2 separate regions of the Homo sapiens genome follow, and region 1 is linked to region 2. A link is a loop called in an ENCODE intact Hi-C map of the cell type or tissue named here. Cell type or tissue: PC-3. All regions are shown on one strand.

Region 1 (2,500 bases), 710 kb after region 2:
TTCCAATTTTCGGTTTTTGGGGGAGAGCTGGGTTTCCTCCACAGCTAGGCGCTGGGTGGCGAAGGGCTTTTGGACTGTCACTACTTTTCATTCGACAGAGACTTCAGGATAGCCCCCTTCAAAGGCAGTCTGTTTGGGGTCATCAGGAACAGACAGAGTGCTCTTCCCTACCGCACTCATCCCACCTAGTGCCATCTATCCTTACCCACTCTGAATCCCTCCTCTCGGCAGGCACTGCCTCATTCCCCAGAGCCAGGCCTAGACAATGGCGGCTGCTCAGCTTGGAGGGAGGGGGAGTGAAGAGGCAGCAGGCCCAACCTGCCAGCTTGAAAGCTTCATTTGACAGGGGAGGAGGCACATCTGGTTTGGGTTTTCAATTCAATTCAACAATGATTTATTGTGGGTCTGCCAGCTGCAGAGGTTCTGGGCTAGGCTAGGCAGCAAGAGATGCAAAGATAAGTAAAATATTGTCTGTGCCCTTAAAGGAGTTTTCTAGGTTGTAGGGGTGTGCAGACGCAAATGAGCATTTTTTTTTTATGCGATAAGCCCTGTGCTTAGCAGTTTACCTTGCCTACATTATTATGTCTTTGCATCTTCCCAGCAGGTTTTGTGATGGAGGTGGGTAAACTATTATCACTTCATTTTATACACATGAGGAAACAGAGCCTCAGAGTGGAAGAGACTGGCCCAAGGTCACATTTTTAAGAATGGACCAAACCAGTTCTGGAACTATTACATTCTTCTGCTCCCCAGAGGTGATGAAGATGATGATGATGACAAAAAACACTTACTGAGCTCTGGAGGCCAAGTCTTGTGCTATGCAGGCTGCAGATATTATTTTACTGGCAACTTCCAACATCCCATTGAGGCTGATGTTGTTATCCCTTTTTCTAGAAGAGAAAACGGAGGTAGCCTTGGGAAGTGATGGAGTTGGAATTTGAAACCAGGTCATTCCAGTCCACCAGCCTGTACCATAAAAGAGGTAGACACAGGGTGCCATGTTCAGGGGCAAGAGCAATGAATTGTGCCTGCAAAAGCTTCATGCCAGAGATGGCATTTACATTTGGCCTTGAAGGGTGAGATGGGGTTATGATTGGTAGAGTTGGGAGAGAGGGCATCCCAGTCAGAAGGGATATTCTGAGCAAAGAACCCAAAGAGATGACTTGTGGAGCATTTTGATTGAGAGGCTGTAGGTTCATCCGGCATGCAGGCCGGGGACTCTGGGTGTAGAGGAACAATGTGAAGGAAACCAGAGATACGCCTGATGGTCTAACACATTTTTGTCAAGTTGAGGTTCTTATTTTTTTAATTAAGAGCAGGTACTCTGCCCCAAAGGCTTTTCAAATGATACTATCTTGCAACCCATGAGCAAACACACTCGAGTCTCTCACTGTGTAAATTCTACTGTGCTGAGAGCTGCGGTGAATACAAAAGAAAACAACTCAATTCCTCAAGTGTGTGCCGATGGCCCCCGTGTGGTTGAGGAGGCAAGATACACACAATCAGGAAAAGCAGCAGCTAGCATAGGCAGTTAGTGATCAGGGCCAAATGAGTTTTTCCAGCCGTCAGATTTCAAGGAACATGAACGAGAGGAAGGCCGGCAAGCTTAAGGCCGGGTGGGGCAATCAGTGTAGCTAGCATTAAGGGCTCTGGCCAGGCCTCCCTTCCCCAAACTGCCACGGTCTCCAACCATGTCTTGACCTCCCAGAGTTTGTTAGGGAAGATGGGACCTTATGGGATCAGAGACAGCGCATGGGAGCTGGGAAACGGAGCCGAATACCTGATATTCCTGATCCTCCAATTTTCTACACTTATTCTCATTTCCTGGCAGCTCCTCCAGCTGCTGAATTGTATGTGTATGTGTGAGCCGTATTTTAAATTAAGCAGTGAGTTCTTTCAGCTCATCATAAACATGCTAAAAAGCTTCAGCCGCGGCCTGAGCCCACCCCCGCCCTTTACACACACAGGCAGCAGCTGGGGCCACTCGACCCCACACTCTAATGTGCATTGCCTATGACTCACCAACAAAAACGACTGTATGTTTCAGTCTCCCTGGGTAGCTGATTCCTAGTTGTGGTGGGAAATCTCAGTCCGATTTGGAAGGCAAAGGGCCTCAGCCCCGCCCTACTGACTGTGAATTCTACAACATATGGAGCGCCTACCTTGTGCAAGGCATTGTGGGTAAGTCCATTCATCTCTCTGGGCTTTCCATTTCCTCAGCTTCAAAATGCATGTACTAATCCTGCCGGCTTTACCTCCCTCCTAGGGCTCTGTGTCTCAGCCACACTGGTCTTTCAATTTCTGCAACATTCTCGGTCTTTTCTCGCCCCAGGGCCTTTGTTCGTGCTCCTGCCTGGACTGCCCTTCCTCTTGCTTTTGGCATGGAAGGCTCCTTCCTAACCTTTCAGTCTCAGCTTAACGTTACCTCCTGAGAAGAGCCTTCTCTGACCACCCACAGTTAGATGCCTCCTGTTCCTCTCTTACATTTCTTTTATTAGCA
Region 2 (2,500 bases):
AAGTTCCTGTTCCCCTGCTAGGCTCTAAGCTCCTTAGAGGCAGAGGTCATGTCTGTCTTGATAACTACTGTAATACCTGGGGCCTAGCACAGTACTGGTTCACAGTAGGTGCTGGATAAATATTTTTGGAATTAAGTTGGAATGAAATAAGAAGTCATATTATGTAGAAAGGAAACCAAAAAAGGATTTCCAAGATAAATCTTTCAATCTGAGTAGAAGTATATGCCTCTCCACATTTGAAATACATAGGAGGGCCTCCTCTCATATATTAGGAGTCTCATCATTGAACAGGAGAAGTGGCATTTTTTTAAGAGATGGGGTCCTGCTCTGTTGCCCAGGCTGTAGCACAGTGGCACAATCGCAGCTCACTGCAGCCTCAAATTCCTGGGATCAAGCAAGCTTCCCACCTCAGCCTCCTGAGTAGCTGGGCCTACAGGCACTCGCCATCATGCCTGGTTCATTTTTAAAAATTTTGTAGAGACAGGGTCTCACCATCTTGCCCAGGCTGGTCTCAAAACTTCTGGGCTCAAGCGACCCTCCCACCTCTGCCTCCCAAAGTGCTGGGATTACAGAGGTAAGCCACCATGCCTGGCCAAGAAGTGCCATATTCTGACCAAGTACAAACTTGATGCCAATTCTGGGTAAGAACCACGACTTCATAAGCAGAGTAAGTGACAGTGTGTTCAGTGTGTTTACACTTACTATTTCACATCCTATATTCCAAAGCTTTATTAAAATAAGGGTATCACAGCAAAATTATATGGCTAGTGTCCCTGAATATTATCAGCTGGCCGAAATGAAGCTCGTAAGTGCCAGTGGCATAGGTGGGGAAAATAAAAGGAAAATGAGACCATGAATGTGGAAGAGTATGCAAGAAAGAAAAAGAAAGCCAGCTGCCATGGCATGTGCCTGTAGTCCCAGCTACTAAAGAGGTTGAGGTGGGCGGATCATGTGAGCCCAGGGGTTTCAGACCAGCCTGGGCAACATGGGGAAACCTTGTCTGTACAAAAATTTGCAGGCCGTGGTGGCACACGACTGTAGTCTCAGCTACTCCAGAGGCTGAGGTGGGAGGATCGCTTGAGCCTGGGAGGTGGAGGGTGCAGTGAGCTGAGATTACGCCACTGCACTCCAGCCTGGGCGACAGAGTGAGACCCTGAGAAAAGAAAGAAAACAAAAAGAAAGGAAGAAGGGAGGGAGGGAAGGAGGAGAGAAGAGAGAAGGGAAGAAAGGGAGAGAGGAAGGAAGGGAGGGAAGGAGGGATGAAGGGAAGAAGGGAAGAAGGGAAGGGGAAGGGAAAGGGATGGGAAAGGAAAGAATTTGATGCAGTGAAGAGTGCTAAAGCAACATCAGCAGCTTGTCTATAACGTGCCACTGGGTGGCACCACTGTCCTTAGCTAGTCACTACAGATATGGAACCAGGATAGAGGACCATCAGGCTCTCTTGCAGAGCTTAGGTGAAAACTCAGAAGTCTATCTCTACCGTACTGACACACAGATGCAAGTCACTATAGTTAAAGTTCTCTGCATATGTCATCAACACAAGGATATGTCTTCAGGATGTTGTGCTTATCAGAGACTCCTGGAAGGTAAGTTTGTCAACATTGTTGCTTAGTCCAAAGGCTTCAGAAACAGCTCACTATTCTAAATGCAGATTCTCAGGGAAGTGAGAGATGGGACAGGGGTGCAGGGTGGTCAGAATAACCTAGAAATCTTTTTCAAGCTATTAGGTTGAACCACATAAAATTGCCAATAGTAAAAAATTTGCTACAGACAAAAAAAAAAGGCAATTTCAAGTCGTTCAACATAATATACATACATTTAGAATCACTGGCTTATTGAGCCACTGTAATGATAAGAGTGTCATATTTCTCATTTGTTAGGGGGGAAAAGATTGAGAAGACACACACAGTTGGCCTTTTACTTAAAATCATGAAGAATTAACTGAGCAAAGAGATGGAAACAACAAAATATCTAAAAATAGGGAATAAACTACAGTCATGAACCACATAACATTTCAGTCAATGACGGACTGCATATACAGTCGTCCCATAAGAATATAATGGAGATGAAAAATTCCTGTAGACTAGTGAAGTCACAGCAGGGCACATTATTCAAGAATACTAGCAAACCACCATGGACATATCAATATTTCTAAAAAGAATGACACCTTCTCAAGAAGCACCTCAGGCAGGTCCTTTAGGAGGTATTCCAGAAGAAGACACTCTTATAGGAGATGACAACTGCATGCATGTTACTGACCTTAAAGACCTTCCAGTGGGACAAGATGTGGAGGTGAAAGACAGCGATACTGATGATCCTGACCCTTTGTAGGCCTCGGCTAATGTTTGTGATTGTGTCTTAGTTTTTTGTTTTTGTTTTTGTTTTGAGACTGTGTCTTAGTTTTAACACAGAAGTTTAAAGAGAAAAAAATCAATTTTAAAAATATAAAAAAGCTTTTAGAATAAGGACATAAAGAAAAAATATTTTTGTACAGCTGTAC

What was found. A loop is a pair of places that touch in the nucleus more often than their neighbours do. Peaks named below come from ENCODE experiments on the same cell type or tissue, not always from the same donor. Only the 100,000 strongest peaks of a DNase experiment are listed, where the experiment ranks them.
Region 1: a loop joins it to region 2, with 8 times the contacts of the local background. A loop is called at or near these places in 4 of 110 quality-filtered maps.

The regions. Positions count from the first base shown.
Region 1 is chrX:110,416,955-110,419,454 of GRCh38, forward strand. The region is part of intron 1 of RTL9 (retrotransposon Gag like 9); the gene reads left to right. It also overlaps a transcript of AMMECR1 not described here. Among named protein-coding and RNA genes, the nearest start is that of RTL9, 59 kb to the left of the region's middle. RefSeq lists an enhancer at 1,374-1,874. In PC-3, a CTCF peak has its summit at 1,474; a DNase peak (open chromatin) is centred at 1,477; H3K4me3 peaks cover 309 bases; H3K27ac peaks cover 1,185 bases.
Region 2 is chrX:109,711,806-109,714,305 of GRCh38, forward strand. All of the region lies in intron 1 of ACSL4 (acyl-CoA synthetase long chain family member 4), which reads right to left. Among named protein-coding and RNA genes, the nearest start is that of ACSL4, 20 kb to the right of the region's middle. In PC-3, a CTCF peak has its summit at 1,368 (motif pointing right); a DNase peak (open chromatin) is centred at 1,406; H3K27ac peaks cover 405 bases.